Regions from separate parts of the Mus musculus genome. Here region 1 is linked to region 2. The links are chromatin loops, found by intact Hi-C in ENCODE. Cell type or tissue: left cerebral cortex. All regions are shown on one strand. Links, peaks and the distances in the headings refer to the core of each region. The heading gives the core; the rest is flanking DNA.

Region 1 (8,335 bases), core at 245-8,244, 110 kb before region 2:
AAACTACAACTTAGAATTTTTCAAAGGCAATGAATTTGGAATCATTTGGGATCTTCAATTTAGTCTATGCTCTTGAACTAGTTATTGGTGCATTTTTTTTCTCCTGAGACAAGATCTCCCTAGAGATCTAGGCTGGCCCTGAACTTTGAACCCCCTTTCAACAGGTGTGCAGTAGAACTATGCCTGCTTATTGGCATTGTTAATGCTTCTCTTCCATAATGCAAGCATTCAATCCACTTCTAGGGGTTACTTTTTACAAATACAGCCTTTCAGGGTGCTACGGTCATCTACTTCGTGTCACTGGCTAGAGTTGTAATCGTGCATCTTTTTCTGACTTATTGTTTTGCTCATCAGAGGTTTTGACATCTGAGTAAAGATTCCTGTGGGCAGATTGCCGTGTAAGTCTTCAGTATTCACAAGAGTTTCATAAGGCAACATTGTCTCCCCAGAACCAGGTCTGCCTTTTAAGATACCAAGTCCTTCTGAACATAGATTTGTTTACTGATGAGCTTTTATGAAAACATAAGTGTTAAAGGCTCACCAAGCAGCAAGTGGCTCTGTATAGAAATATAGATTGTCATATCATTTTCCTATTAGAAGTGTGAATGTAGGCATTTGTTTGCTACAACAGCATATGCCTGGAGGTCAGAGGTCAGCTGAGGAGTTGCTTCTCTCATTCTACCTTGGATATGGGTTCTAGGGATAGAACTTAGGCCATCAGAGTTTGTGGTTTAAGCATTGTTACCTGGTGAGCCATTTTTCTGGTCCTAGTTTGTCATTCCCTTATTTATTTATTTTGCAATCTCTTCTCTACTTCCACCCACCTTTACTAGAGTTTTGGGATAGAACTCAGGCCAGCAGGCATACTTAGCAAGTGCTGTCTTGTGGACCAGTATATCATGGGCAACTGTCCACACTTGGCCTCACTGGGGATCAAGCTTGGGGCTTCAACTAGGCTTGGGAAGCACACTCTACCCTTGAGCATCACCTCCAGCCCTCACAGGCCTCTGCTTTCCGTCTGACACAGTACCAGGGGACCTCACTTGTTTCCCTTACCGTCTTTTGTGACGGCTAACACAGTGTCAGGTTTTCTCTTTCTTTCTCCGATTATTTGCAAATAAACTGCAGGCAGAATGACACTGTTTACCTCTGCTAGGACTTTCTACAACATCCTAACCTAGTGCACACTTAACACTGACGGAGTACACAAGCTCATGAGTTGCTTCCAGTCGTCTCTGTACTACTGTCCTCCTCTTCTCTGAGCCAGGACCCAAATAATAAATATACATCATGCGTGTCCCTTCTCTGGTCCTTTTTGTCTCTCTGCTTTTACTTTCATCATGCTGTGCTATCAAAGAGGTCAGAGCAGGTATCTCACTGAGAACTGAAGACTATCTGTTTACTCTTTACCTGATTTGAGGGAAGCAGTCTCAGCATTTGGGAAAGTGCTTCTTTCTCAAGGGTATCAGATAAGAATACATAGATCTTCATTTTACTCACTATTAGAGGCCCCCTTTTGTTCTTAAAAGGAAACAGCCGAATAAAAATTCCTTCCCTTTGGCTATATCATTACCTTGGGAGTTAGTAATATGATCCCTGGCTAAGAGAATCCACAGATGCTGCTCCAGAAGACAAGATAAGAACAATGATAGAATAACACCTAAGGTTTTACTGCAACCATGGCCAATAGCTGTTGGCCCTTAGGCAAATCTTAACATCTTCATTTATTGTGAAGGGATATGGAGGGATGAAATTGGTATGGAAGATCAAGAATCTTTTGAATTCTAAAATTTGGTGAGTGTGACAAACTAATTTGTGGTATAAGAGAGTGGAACTTGGAATCAGAAGATCTAAGATTATTAGCACAGCACTGGCACACACAAGCCATATGTGTAAGCCATATTTTATAAGTCACTTAATCTCTTTTAGCAGCTGGGAAGAATTAAAGGGGTTGTTATATCCCAGAATTCCTTAAAAGTCATAAAGAAATGCTGAACTGACTGACTGCCAGGTATGATTTTATAACGTCCAGTTTTCCTCCATTTGAACCAATGATTCAGAAAGAGCAACCCAAAGTAAGGCACACCTCACCCTTACTATTTATTTATTTATTTATTTATTTATTTATAAAGGTAGGATTCCTCTGTGTGTAGCAACCCAAAGTAAGGCACACCTCACATTTATTTATTTATTTATTTATTTATTTATAAAGGTAGGATTTCTCTGTGTAGCCCTGGCTGTCCTGGGTCACTCTGCAGATACCAGGCTGGAGTGTAGTGTATCTCAGAGATCCACAAGCCTCTCTCCCCTTAGTGCTGATAGGCATGTCCCACCACTGCCCAGTCCAATTTAAGTTTTATAACCAGGAAACTGGAGAAAGATGTAAAACAAAACAACCTCAACCCCACCTTTGTTAGCACCTTAGCATTCCTTCTAGGCTCCGCCCAACACTTACCTAGCAACAGCCAGGTAGGCCTGGATGGGAATGTCCCCCCCCCCCCTTTGACTCCTTTCTTCCTCTCCCCTCCCCCCTCCACGTGTTCTTGGCCGGGCTCTTCTCTTCTGTCTTCTCCCTTTCTCTGCCTCTACTCCCTTCTCAGCTCCCCTTGCCATACCCCCAAATAAACTCTATTCTATACTAGACCAGTCTTATGGATGGTACCTGGGGTGGGGATGCCTCAGCATCAGCCGGATGAGGCAGTCCCTCCCACCGCTCTATACCTCGCTCTACAAAACATACCCTTGCCTTTACAAAACATCACCCACCAGTAAATGTTAATTCAGTTCCCTGTGTTTCCTAACTTTGTCCAACTTTGTGTTAATTCTATAGATATTTACGCTGTGATGATTAATAATATTAAAATTACTAAGAGATACTATGCGGGCTATTTCTCCATAAAGTGGCCCCTGTCCTTGACATACCAAATGCTGGCGGCGCAGGGCAGAGGATACTGTATAGGATCAGGGCAACATATACTTTTAAGTTATTCTCCTTTTGTGAACAATTTCATTGAGCCATCAGGCCCGTCGGAGGGGATGGGCAAGCTGAGGCAAACGAGGAGAGGACGTTTGCCTGGTAGTTTTCAGGCAAAGAGGGGCTAAGCTTCAGGGGGTCACAGCGTGACACTGTCCCCTGGGCTCTCGGCCTCAGGTTTCGCTGGGCGTTCCGGGGCGGAACCCGCCGACCTAAGTTCACTAGTATACCCCGACCACCTTTCCACGATGATTCCGTACTTCTTCCGGGAAGGCTGGCGCACACGCCCCCTCATTTCGGTGAAGAGACGCACCTACTCTCCCTACTATGGGGTGCCTCTCAAGTGGCGATGGCTCTAGGTAAGAGATGAGAGGAGAAGGAGGCTAATGGAGAGGCGGGAACCGTGGTACCGAGGACAGCTGAGCGGTTGGACACGCGGAGACTTTCCCGGGACCACGCCAGAGGCCGAGCCACCGGTCCGCTGCGAGCTCCGCCCCCTCCATGCCTGCTCAGTGCGCACGCGCACCCGTCATCCGGGTGCCGCTGCAGGTTGCGCTGGAGCAGAGTCGGGGGCGTGGTCCCCGTGGGGGGGCGTGGTCAGTGGCTCATTGTGCGCAGCGTAGCGCGGCGCCGCTGGCCGCCCGGGGCCCGGGTTGGAAGTTGGTGCTGCCGCGGCCACCGCCTCCACCGCCGCTGCCTCCTCCTCCGCCGCCGCCGCCGCCCTGCAGCCCACTAGCTGCCTCGGCAGCGCGTTGCTTTCCCAAAATGGCTGCCGCTGCCGGGGCCGTGGTAGCCTCGGCCGCCTCTGGGCCGGCGGAAGGGAAGAAGATCACGGAGCTGCGGGTTATCGACCTCAGGTCCGAGCTGAAGCGCCGCAACTTGGACATCAACGGGGTCAAGACGGTACTGGTCTCCCGGCTGAAGCAGGTGAGGCCCGGACGCTGCGCGCAGGGCAGCGTAGGCCGCGCCGTTTAGGTGCTACGCTTCCGCGGTCGGGGCGGACCGGGTGGTGCCTGTGCGTGCCCGGCGCGCGGGGCCCGCGCCTCCGCGAGGAGCCTGGCCTTCCAGCGGCCTCGCGAGCCGCCGCCGGTCGCGCCCCCTGCCTCCCCTGGGACGCCCTCTCCATCGGCTCTGCGGCCTGCGGAGGGTGGAGCTGCAGACCCTGGGCGGCGCTGGGTACCCCGGCCTACGGGCGGTGCGCAGCGCGTGCATCTCTCGGGCTCCGAGGCGATGGTTAGTTTGCTGACTTGGCCGAAGTTACCGTTTAATTGTGTCCAACCGTTTCTTCACCCCTGTTCAGAGAAATCCGTAGTGGGAGTTGATGAGTGGATGAGAAGGGAAGATTCATCTTTTTTTTTCCCCACTAGGCTTTTAACTGATTTATTTTTAATTCTTAATTTCTGATTGCATCAGCGTAATCATCCACGTTCTCAGTCCTGTTAAGCTTTCAGGTTTATTCGCGTGAAGCCTTGGAATCGGAGACGGGAACAAGTGTACGCAATACGTTAGGAAAACTCTTCCTTATTTAAGTAGCTACAAACTTTCTGTAATAGAACATATTTAGGTTCTTGTTCAGTATATGTGACATGGAACCATCGACTGGGTGGAATTTCAAGTTCCAGGACATTTCGATACTCAATGACACCCTCCACCCCTTTCTGTGTAGCATAATTACTCGTTTGTGAAGTCGGTTTGTAAAATAACTGGCAATTCTAATGTTTTGAGGCTGGAGGTTTGGTAATATATTTTCATTAAGTTTTTATAAAATAAGTTTAGATAGTTTGTGTAGCATATTAACTTCTCTTTCTAATGTAGGCTATTGAAGAGGAAGGAGGCGATCCAGATAATATTGAATTAACTGTTTCAACTGATACTCCAAACAAGAAACCAACCAAAGGCAAAGGTTGTTACGAGTTCTGAACATATTTTAAAATATATTTTGGTTCTATAACTTGGCTCTGCTCTTGTACCACTCGCCCTGTTTATATAGTGCTATTCTTTGCTATTTCCCTCTGGCACTCTGCCTTCTTGGGTCAAGGAAGAAAGTTACTGTTAGCAGGCTCTGAGTAACTTGCAGCCTTTCAGATTCGGCTGAAGATGACCAGAAAATAAGAAAGTTCTTTATTGATTCTGGGGAAAGGTACAAAGTTAAGTTGCATACCGATCCTTCATAGTAGGAATATCTGAAGAAAGAAATACAGTTTGATCCATGTCTACCTTGCCCCACAATTGGCAGAGTTTTGGTGAAATTCCCACTAGACCTTTCCTTGGCTCTTTGCTGTTCTCTCTAGTATATTCAAGATCTGTAACCTTTGTTTAATGTTTTAATTGACATACTGCTTATTTCCCATTTATTCCATTATGCAGTCTAATAATTTTCAGTGAAATTCAAAAGACCTCATCGATCATACTAACAAAAGCAAAAACCCCACAACTGATTAGCTTTAAAGAAGTTTTAAGGTATGGGGATACTAGGTTTTTAATGTAGCTTTTAAATTGGGCTCTGTGTATTTCCAGGGCAGAATGATCTGATGTGAATAGCGAAAGGTAATTTTCACATGAATATTTTGATAATAAATGGGAATTAGTTATTAAAAACATCTGGTGAGTATAATCTTATTTGAATAGTTGCAAATTTCCGCTTCTCATAAACTGTCACAGAGAGTAGACAAATAACTGTCTGATGCCTGGTATCTATAGTTTCCATGCAGAATAAGTCATGGACTTCTGTGTCATTTTGTTAGGAACATAATTTTCTTAACTGCTGTACCCGATCTATACACAGTTGTGATGGGAATAAGATGATTGAATAGACCAGGTGGTGGTGGCACACACTTTTAATCTCAGCACTTGGGAGGCAGAGGCAGGCAGATATCCAGTTGGGGGCCAGCTTGGTCTCCAGAGTAAGTTCCAGACAGCAAGGGCTACACAGAGAAATCCTGTCTCCAAAAACACAAAAACCAAACTAAACCAAAGCCAAGATGATTAAATTTTATAGAAGAGAATCTTCAATTTTGATCTTAAGCACTATGACTCAGGACCTGGTCAGCTTACTATTTGACATTTCTTGATTCAAGAGTTCCCTGTGTGTGCTGAAGAAATTAAAAAAGGATAAGAGTTTCCTGGGTCAATAGGAATGCCAATATGGCTATACAATTTTAGAAGGTTAACTAAGTCGTCTTGAAGACCTGAGGCTTTTAAATTTAGAGGGATAAATTCCTTTCACCTTGGAAGCTTCTGGTGAAGTAGGAGTTGTTTCATGTGAAAAAGAAGTATGTCACTGGGCAGTGGTGGCACATGCCTTTAATCCTAGCACTTGGGAGGAAGAGGCAGGCAGATTCTGAGTTCAAGGCCAGCCTGGTCTACAGAGTGAATTCCAGGATAGCCAGGGCTCTACAGAGAAACTCTGTCTCAAAAAACAAAAACAAAAACAACAACAACAAAAAACTTACGTCAGGAATGACCATGTTTTTGTATAGGTTTCAGATTCACATAATTTGGTGATAGCAGACAAGCTGCGTTTCAAGTTAATGATTTTAGTACTGATTATGCCATCTGATTTATTCAGTTTATACATGCTTTTATTGTTTGATTTTGAAGTTTTTATTTTGTTTTATATTTGTAGCTCTGGGTATATATGTAATTAAATATATATGTAAAAAACATAAACAGTGTATGTTTGGTCTCAAGGTAAAACTCTGGGCCATGCCATGGGTTTAGTCCTTATTACTGTTCTTCCTCTACCTGAAATATGTTAAATGATTATGCTCAGATAGGTTAGAGGAAAAGGAGTTTACAGTCTTAAATATAGAATAGAATAGAGTTTAAGCCACACAGTTAGAAGGACACAAGTCCATGGTATGGATTACATTGTAGTGGGCTCTGGTATTTGTAATAATATGTAGCTAATATCAAATAGTTTATGTCATGGATTAGTTCTCAGTTTTTTTTACAGTCTCTTTCCTGGGAGCTTTTTAATAAGTAACCTAGATGAAAGCTTCTCCCGTTGAGAGTCACTATCGTATTACTTGGGTGTGTATTAAGAAAGCAGTTAAACAGGTAGAGCTAATAATGCCTTCCTGCCTTGTTTCAGAGATACTGTATCTGATTTCTTCTAGATTTTCAACCTCCTATAAACTTTAGCAAATTATGTATTTAATCAGTATAGTTCAGAATTAAATATAATAGCTTAGTTGGTATTGAAACTAATTTTCAGTGCGTACAGGCTTTAAAAAAAATGTAGGATTTCCCTCTATGGAAATAAGTATAATGTAGATTTTTGGTTTGCACAAACATCTGAAACTTTATATATTTGTAAGTAAATAACACATAATATTATATTTTTATTCTGTAAAACTTTACAAAATCAGCTGGGCAGTGGTGGCACACGCCTTTAATCCTAGCACTTGGGAGGCAGAGGCAGGCAGATTTCTGAGTTCAAGGCCAGCCTGGTCTACAAAGTGAGTTCTAGGACAGCCAGGGCTACACAGAGAAACCCTGTCTCGAAAAACCAAAAAAAAAAAAAAAAAAACCCAAAAAAAAAAAAAAAAAAAACTTTTCAAAATTATCAACTAGGATAGTATAGTATCAACCACAGAGCACAGTTTGAGTCGTTCAGTCCCAGTGCATGGTCGGTCATTCTGCCCACTAACTGCTTTATACTGTGTTAAATGTTAGTCACTAAAAAAAATGGAGTGTGGAGTGGAGTGAACACAAGATTTTCACAGCTGCTTCTTCCTTGCCTGCCAAACTGAAAGATCTGTAATACAAGGATCAGTGAAGCCTAGGATATAATCTTTACACCTCTAATGGCCAGAGGCAAGTAATCTGGGCTCAAATGTTTACTGAATACATTTTGAAGGCTATTGTCTTTGTAACTATTACTTTCTAAAATACTTCTTGCTGTTTCACTTGCATATTTGTAGGAAGCATTTATAGCAGGCATTTATAGTCTGCCAGGTTATCTCAGGATCACAGTGCTTTTTCCTTGTATACCTACTATGTGAAGTATGCTTTGAGACCACACAGCTCACTGCATTGTTCTTTTATTTGTTACCAAACTGGAGCTTCATTGGGAAGCCTCCTGACCCTTGCTGGAATATTATCTAGTGTTCAGGATTGTATGTCATTTTCATTTCACAGAGCTAGCTCATTTGTTTCAGCCATTAAAACATGCTGTTTATCACTAAGGTATTCTTGCATGGGTTTCAGCTATGATATCAAATATGGTATGTAGCCAGTTTGTGCCAGGATAGCACTTTGCTGCAGGGCAGTTGTCCTAGGTATTCCATGTCACATGCTGAAAGCTATGAGTTTATTTCCATTTATGAACTCATTTAAAATAAACTGTTGATTGTGCAT
Region 2 (8,335 bases), core at 78-8,077:
CAGGGCTGACTGGCCAGCCAGTCTAACCGAAAGAACAAGTTCAATTGAGAGACCCTGTCTCCAAAAATCCTCAAACAAGAAACAATGAGAGTAATACAGAAAAAACCCCGACCTCTGGTCTCCATACCTACATAGGTGAGGGCTTGTGCACTCACTACACACATGCATGAATGAGTGAGTGCTAGTGAGCGAGCAAGCGAGTGTGCTCACACACACACACACACACACACATGCATATGCACACACAGAAGCTAGTTCTTAGACATTATAACCTGACAAATCTTTCTTTCTATGTGTTGTGTATAGCAGATGCCCTTCTGTTCTCCTTTTTAACCTCAATCATCACTCATCCATCAAAGAACCTGGAAATCTCTTTTGACTTCCAAAAGGCAAATAACATTTTTGTATTATTAGGAAAACAGTTTTGACCTCCAGAAAACCCGGCTCACCTTGAGAATACTACCTGACATTGCTTATCTCGTTCATCACCCTATCAATCATTAATGATGACTGATTTTTGTTGGCATAAATAGCCTACAGGCAGAAAAGGGACTGGGAACCACAGATTTCAAGATAATCTTCAAATTCATTAGTGTGGATACTTTTCACAGACAAACCAAACCCATCAAATTTACTTCTTGTTATGACCCTTTCTTTCTCCTCTCCACTGCATTTCAAGCTCTCTCTGATCTTTCTTCAAATGCACCCTTTTGTTCAGAGGCCTCATCTCATTCTATCTTCAGAGCTGATTGCCTTTCTCATCTCTGAAGCCTTCCCCTGAGATCCCCATCCCCAGCCCCCCCCCCAACCACCACATAATTTTTTACTTCCTTAGACTATGAGCCCTGTTCATGTCGCTCTACAATTACTCCTTATGTCTGCCTCTTTACCATATACTGAGCTACTGAAGGGCTGATGCACTCTACTGTCTTTGCATGTATAATGTCTTCCACAAAGCCAGAACCCAAACATGTGGTCACACAATTGGGATCTGCCTTTCAGAGTCAATTCAAGGCTCATATATCCTCAAAGTAATCCAGGCCATGGTGACTGCTCCGCCTACTGTGAATGTGGGTGGCACCATTCCATGGGCTGCAGGCTTGGACTAAATAAAAAGGAGGAATCAAACTGAGCAGTCGTCTCTCTGCTCCCTGACTATGAATGCAATGTGACCAGTGGTCTCAAGTGCCAGCTTCCATGGCTTCCCCGACTAATGGTCTGTACCCTCAAACTGTGAGCGAAAATAAACCCTACCTTAAGTTGCTTTTGTCAGGTATTTTGTTACAGCACTGAGAAAAGTAACTATGCCAGAAAACTGGTACTCAGGAATGGAGCCTTTGCAATGATAAACCTGACAATGTAACTCTTAGACATCTTGAACTGGTTTGTGGGAAGAATGTGGAAAAGTTTGGAACTCTCTGCTAGAAAAGCCCTCGAATGCTTTAAGCAGAGGTTAATCAAAATAATCTTCCAACTCATTAGCATGCATGCTTACTTCTTAACAGACTAATCCAGATGACTGGAACCCAGATGATTCCATCAGGAGCCCCGGATACCCAACTTAGTGCTGCAAGATTTGGTGTTGGAATCTCTCCCTCACTATCCATCATAGTTCTTCATAACTGGTTAGCATAATTCAAACTATTCTTCTTCTAGGGAGCATTTTAACTATAAGTGGAATCATCAATTTGAAAACAGGTGCTGAGATGCATCCTCTCAAAACCCAGATACTGCAAGCTTAAATATGACACTATATTCTGAGGCCTCAATACACTTGCCCTTCCCTTCCTGTTCTCCAAGACCTTAGATTTATCATTCCTTATTTTAGTTGTTAATAGTTTTAGCTTCCTTAACAAACATTCTAATGTACAGTTACTAGTAAAAATGCCAAACCTTTGAAGTAGAGTCAAAGAAACAAGGAAAGTAAAAACAAAAACAAAAAATCATACACAAGATGAAAATACTGTCTTTGGAAACAAGTAATTTATGGTAAGTAGGCTCAGACCAATGCTTTTCCTTAAATGGAATTTGTCTAAAAAGTTGTATCTTTCCCATCACTGTTCTTTCATGCATCCACACCACAGTGGGACAAACAGCCTTTTCCAGAAAACACGCAGATAAAATCATTAAAACTTACTCCATAATATAAGATTGATAGTAACTGAAGATCAATCACTGTTTCCAATTTTCACTGTTTTGCATATGTAATAATGTCAGTAAGGAATAATATAGGCAAATATAGCTAAAAATACTCAGAAGATGTAAGTGCAGGGTGCTCTGGATTCTGCTTGTTTATAGGTAAACCATCAGTTACAACCTTTAACCGAATGTTGAATTTTTAATACAAAAAAGACCTTAAGTTGGGGGCAATTCTTCCTGACATGTTGCCACATGAATAATCTTTCAATAAAGAAATCCTGGAATTAATTTCATGTAATAAGAGACTGTTAGATATAGGGGTGCATGTCTGTAAACCTAGCACTCTAGAGGCTGTAGCATTAAGATCTTAAACTGTTCGAGGACAGTTTAAGCTACACAGACAAACCTTGTCTCAAAAAAAAAAAAAAAAAAAAAGGAGGAGTCTGATGAATGGAAGGAAGCCATCAGCTGACAAACAGCAGTTTCCTCACCCCATTTTGCCCCTCCCCACCCCACAAGCTGTAGGAAGTAGAAAGCTGCAGAGTGTACCTTCCAGGCGAGAAGCAAAACATTGAGGATGGCCAGCAAAGGGCAGGGTCCATTCTCATTCTGGGTGATGATGGGCGTGTTCTCCTCTTTCCACTGGATCCATTTGATGTGATACACCGACTGTCCGGGAAAGCGTTCTTTGGAGGCCGCTAGCACCTGAGCCGGGTCCTCCTCCTCCTCTTTGCATAGAGGTGCAGCCCTGGGCGGCCCCGCCGCGCCCTCCTCCACGTCCTCGGGGACCCTGGTCTCTGCTCCCTCCTCACTATTGAACTCAGAGCTACTGGGGAAAGAATGCAGGTTGGAGAAAGACTCCAGGGAGTCCAAGCTGGGCGAGTCCCCAGGGGGGCTCGGCTCGCTGCAGCTGCTGCTCGGGGCGCCGGTGCTGCTGGGCTCTTCCGCCGCCTGCTCCACCCTGCAGGTGCCCGTGTCGCCCACTGGCCCCGACCCTCGGCCCGCCGCGGCCTCGGCCAGCTCCGGGGAGGCGGTCACCTTGTGCTGCCCTCTTGAAGGCACCTCCGAGGCGGCAGGGCTCGACGACGCGCCGTCCTTCAAGTCCGAGCCCGCGCCGCATCCGAGCTGCGAGGGGGACGTCGGGTCCCCGAGGCTGCTCCGCGCTGCCGCCGCCGCCGCCCCCTGCCCGCCGCTGTCCACCGCGCGTCCAGCGGGACCATCCTCAGCCTCGCGCCCGCCGCGCCGTCGCCCTTCCGGCGGCGACACTCGCCCGGCCGCCACCCCTAGTTCCAGAGGCTGTGGGCTGTCAGGGCTGTTCTCCATCCCCGGCCGCCCGCCCCTGGTCCTATAGACACCGCGGCCGGCTCTCCTCAGCAAGCGCCTCCGACGCCATGACAGCCGCTCTGTAGCAGCTCCAGCGCCCTAGCGCGGCCTCGGCCAGGCACGTCACCGTAGAGGGCGGCGGGAGCGCGCGCGCGTGCCCCCGCCCGCCCGCTCGGAGCGTGCCTCCGCGTGACTGCGCTCGTTGAAGCGCCCGGACCCACTCGGGGAGCGCTTCTCCCCCGAGGCCACGCCCCTCCCGCGCGTTCAGGCTAGGGAAGGCAGAGCGAGGCCAGGGGCGTGGCTGAGGGCGTGGTCAGGGGCGCGGCTCGGAGAGCCGCAGCGCCACTAGGAAAATAATCTTGTGTGTGCTGCCGGAAGTTGAACTCCGGGGCATCCCCGCTGCGCGCGGTTACTTTAAAGGCAGTGGCTGAGGCTTGTAGGGAGTGTGGTCTACTTTGGGCTTGAGCCTGGTGGACCCCGAAAGTGGTAGTAGCATTGGAAGACAGCCATTCCCTGAAGGCCTCGGGAGAGCTGGCTTTTTCTTTTCTTTTTTTTTTTTTTTAGCTTTTAATGTTGAGAATTGGAAGCATTTCTTAGGAAATGCAAATTTGAAAGGCGAGTTCTGTTGGAGGCTTTTGGAAGACTGCGCAGTACAGGGACAACTCTCCCTGGGTTTTGGCTGAGAATCGCTGCGCTCCCAACCAGCTACTGGTTTGCCTTGCCGGAGGTTCAATGAGGTTGTGGATATTGGCCTACGCCCCAGGCGAGAGGGTAAATTTGGTCCAATAATAATAAATCAGTTTGCGTTTGAAGCAAGCCAAGTCTTTGCGGTTCTGTTCACTTGGCTTCTCTTTGCACAGAGTGGGAAGCTTCTGCTTCCCGAAAAAATGACTTTTAAAATTAGAATTGACTTCTCATCAGGGCTTGACATCTGCATAGAGGATGGACAGAGTTGCCTGCAACTTTTTTTTTCTATTTATTTACTTACTTATTTATTGGCAAGAGTGGATATAGATCATCTAACCTGCTCTGGAAAAGTGGGGTGTTTTTTTTTTTTTTTTTTTGGTTTTTTTGTTTTTTGGTTTTTTGTTTTTTTTGTTTTTTTTTTTTTTCCTGGACCCTTCCCTCTTCAAAGTTGTCTGAGAATATAAAAATGAACAAGACAGGTGGGTCTTCCTTTAGTATCAGGTATACAAATATATGGTGCATCATGGATTGTTACACTTCTGTCCTGCTACTGGTTAGAAAAGTAGACAAATTAATGCATTATTTTGCTCATTCATGTGTTAGCACCAAGCATGTTACTGAATACTGTGTTTCACACTAAAAATATCACTATTATCTTCTCAGAAATGATGATCTCTTTCTCGGCACTCTCTTCGACTTCTCCCTCTTTCTTCCCACCTCCAACTCTCTCCTCCCTTCCTTTCTTTTCTTCCCCCCCCTTTCCTTTTTTTTTTTTTTTTTTTTTTTTTTTTTTTTTTTTTAGGGCTGGGGCTCAATTCATGTATGACAAACACTCTACAGAGCCCTCTACTACTTTGCTTATCTTATTTCACTTTTGTTTTTTGAGACAGAGTCTCAATTTGTAGCCCTGGCTGGCTCTGCCTCTCTTCCAATTTGAGAGTCTCACCCTGTGTCTTAGACTAACTGACCTGGAATTCACAGCAATCCTCTTGTACTTTTTCTCCCACTCCAATTTTGAGATTATAGATGTGAACGCTGTGTTTTTAAGACTGGAAGTTATCTTCCTTTCTTTCTTTCTTTCTTTCTTTCTTTCTTTCTTTCTTTCTTTCTTCCTTCCTTCCTTCCTTCCTTCCTTCCTTCCTTTCTTTCTTTCTTTCTTTCTTTCTTTCTTTCTTTCTTCCTCCCTTTCTTTCTCTCTCTCTCTCTCTCTCTCTCTCTCTCTCTCTCTCTTTCTTTCTTTCTTTCTTTCTTTCTTTCTTTCTTTCTTTCTTTCTTTCAATTGAGGTTGGGTCTCACTATGTAGTGTAGCTAGCCTGAAAGTTGTTATGTAGGCCAGGCTGGACTCAAACTTTCAGAAAATTGCTTGCCTCTGCTTCCCAAGTGCTAGAATTAAGGGCATGTGCCACCATGCCAAGCAAGATCGGCAATTCCTGAAAACTGGAAAAGTTAGAAAAGATAATGGAAAGTTTTTTCTGAGTGTTGAATTTTGGAGTTCATGTTGATCCATAAGCAATAATTCCTGCCATCACCATTGAGATTTTTCTTTTTCTTTTTTTATTAGATATTTTATTTATTTCCATTTCAAATGTTATCTCCTTTCCTGGTTTCCCCTCCGAAAACCCCATATCCCCTCTCTCCTCCCCTTGCTCACCAACCCACCCACTCCTGCTTCCTGGCCCTGGCATTCCCCTATACTGGGGCATAGAACCTTCACAGGACCAAGGGCCTCTCCTCCCATTGATGACTGACTAGGCCATCCTCTGATACATATGCAGCTGGAGCCATGAGTCCCACCATGTGTTTTCTTTGGTTGGTGGTTTAGTCCCAGGGAGCTCTGGGGGTACTGGTTAGTTCATATTATCGTTCCTCCTATGGGTCTACAAACCCCTTCAGCTCCTTGGGTCCTTTCTCTAGCTCCTTCATTGGGGATCCTGTGAGCATCCACTTCTGTATTTGTCAGTCACTGGCAGAGCCTCTCAGGAGACAGCTCCTGTCAGCAAGCACTTGTTGGCATCCACAATAGTGTTTGGATTTGGTGGTTGTATATGGGAAGGATCCCCAGATGGGGCAGTCTCTGGATGGTCATTCTTTCAGTCTCTTCTCCAGACTTTGTCTCTGTAACTCCTTCCATGGGTATTTTGTTCCCCCTTCTAAGAAGGAATGAAGTATCCAACTTTGGTCTTCCTTCTTGAGTTTCATGTGTTTTGCAAACTGTATCTTGGGTATTCCAAGCTTTTGGGCTAAATCCACTTATCAGTGAGTGACCATCATGTGTGTTCTTTTGTGATTAGGTTACCTCACTCAGGATGATATCCTCCAGATCCATCCATTTGCCTAAGAATTTCATAAATTCATTGCTTTTAATAGCTGTGTAGTACTCCATTGTGTAAATGTACCACATTTTCTGTGTCCATTCCTCTGTTGAGGGACATCTGGGTTCTTTCCAGCTTCTGGCTATTATAAATAAGGCTGCTATAAACATAGTGGAGCATGTGTCCTTATTACATGTTGGAGCATCTTCTGGGTATATGCCCAGAAATGGTATTGCTGGATCTTCTGGTAGTACTATGTCCAATTTTCTGAGGAGCCACCAGACTGATTTCCAGAGTGGTTGTACCAGCTTGCAATCCCACCAGCAATGGAGGCATGTTCCTCTTTCTCCACATCCTCACCAGCATCTGCTGTCACCTGAGTTTTTGATCTTAGCCATTCTGACTGATGTGAGGTGGAATCTCAGGGTTGTTTTAATTTGCATTTCCCTGATGAATAAGGATGTTGAACATTTTTTTAGGTGCTTCTCAGCCATTCGATATTCCTCAGTTGAAAATTCTTTGTTTAGCTCTGTACCCCATTTTAATAGGGTTATTTGGTTCTCTGGAGCCTAACTTCTTGAGTTCTTTGTATATATTGGATATTAGCCCTCTATCAGATGTAGGATTGGTAAAGATCTTTTCCCATTCTGTTGGTTGCCTTTTTGTCCTATTGACAGTGTCCTTGGCCTTACAGAAGCTTTGCAATTTTATGAGGTTCCACTTGTCAATTCTTGATCTTACAGCAGAAGCCATTTGTGTTCTGTGGAATTTTCCCTCTGTGCCCATATGTTCAAGGCTCTTTCCCACTGTCTCCTCTATAAGTTTCAGTGTCTCTGGTTTCAGTGTGGAGGTCCTTGATCCACTTGGAGTTAGCTTTGTACAAGGAGATAAGAATGGAGATAAAAACGTTCATTCTTCTACATGCTAACCTCCAGTTGAGTCAGCACCATTTATTGACAATGCTCCTCTCTCTCTCTCTCTCTCTCTCTCTCTCTCTCTCTCTCTCTCTATCTCTCTCGTTTTTGTTTTTCGAAACAGGGTTTCTCTGTGTAGCCCTGGCTGTCCTGGAACTCACTCTGTAGACCAGGCTGGCCTCGAACTCAGAAATCCACCTGCCTCTGCCTCCTGAGTGCTGGGATTAAAGGAGTGTGCCACCATGCCTGGCTTTACCTCCTTTTCCAAAGATTAAGTGACCATAGGTGTGTGGGTTCATTTCTGGGTCTTCAATTCTATTCCATTGATCTACCTATCTGTCACTGAACCAGTACCATGCAGTTTTTATCACAATTGCTCTGTAATACAGCTTGAGGTCAGGGATGGTGATTCCACCAGAAGTTCTTTTATTGTTGAGAATACTTTTTGCTATCCTAGGTTTTTTTGTTTTTCCAGATGAATTTGCAAATGCCCTTTCTAACTCTTGTGAAGAATTGAGTTGGAATTTTGATGGGAATTGCATTGAATCTGTAGGTTGCTTTTGGTAAGATGGCCATTTTTACTATATTAATCCTGCCAATCCATGAGCATGGGAGATTTTTTCCATCTTCTGAGATCTTCTTTGATTTCTTTCTTCAGAGCCTTGAAGTTCTTATCATACAGATATTTCACTTGCTTAGTTAGAGTCACACCAAGGTATTTTATATTATTTGTGACTATTGTGAAGGGTATTGTTTCCCTAATTTCTCTCTCAGCCTCTTTATCCTTTGTGTAGAGAAAAACCACTGATTTATTTGAATTAATTTCATATCCAGCTACTTCGCTGAAGTTGTTTATCAGGTTTTGGAGTTCTCTGGTGGAATTTTTGGGGTCACTTATATATACTATCATATCATCTGAAAATAGTAATATTTTCGCTTCTTCCTTTCCAATTTGTATCC

What was found. Peaks named below come from ENCODE experiments on the same cell type or tissue, not always from the same donor. Only the 100,000 strongest peaks of a DNase experiment are listed, where the experiment ranks them.
Region 1: it touches region 2 in a loop (9-fold over the local background); 2 of 42 quality-filtered maps call a loop at or near these places.

Annotation. Positions count from the first base shown.
Region 1 is chr9:70,539,181-70,547,515 of GRCm38, forward strand. Sltm (SAFB-like, transcription modulator) reads left to right here and starts at 3,535. Exons shown (of 21, transcript NM_025690.4): 1 at 3,535-3,901; 2 at 4,790-4,877. The coding sequence starts at 3,740. In left cerebral cortex, for the core only: no CTCF peak of the experiment used is centred there; DNase peaks (open chromatin) are centred at 3,546 and 3,970; H3K4me3 peaks cover 2,632 bases; H3K27ac peaks cover 1,609 bases.
Region 2 is chr9:70,653,585-70,661,919 of GRCm38, forward strand. Mindy2 (MINDY lysine 48 deubiquitinase 2) reads right to left here and starts at 3,590. Exons shown (of 9, transcript NM_172772.2): 1 at 2,689-3,590. The coding sequence starts at 3,462. It overlaps Gm31872 (a long non-coding RNA gene), which reads left to right and starts at 4,087. Exons shown (of 3, transcript XR_379591.4): 1 at 4,087-4,628. In left cerebral cortex, for the core only: a CTCF peak has its summit at 3,857; DNase peaks (open chromatin) are centred at 1,010, 2,729, 3,690 and 4,167; H3K4me3 peaks cover 4,307 bases; H3K27ac peaks cover 1,430 bases.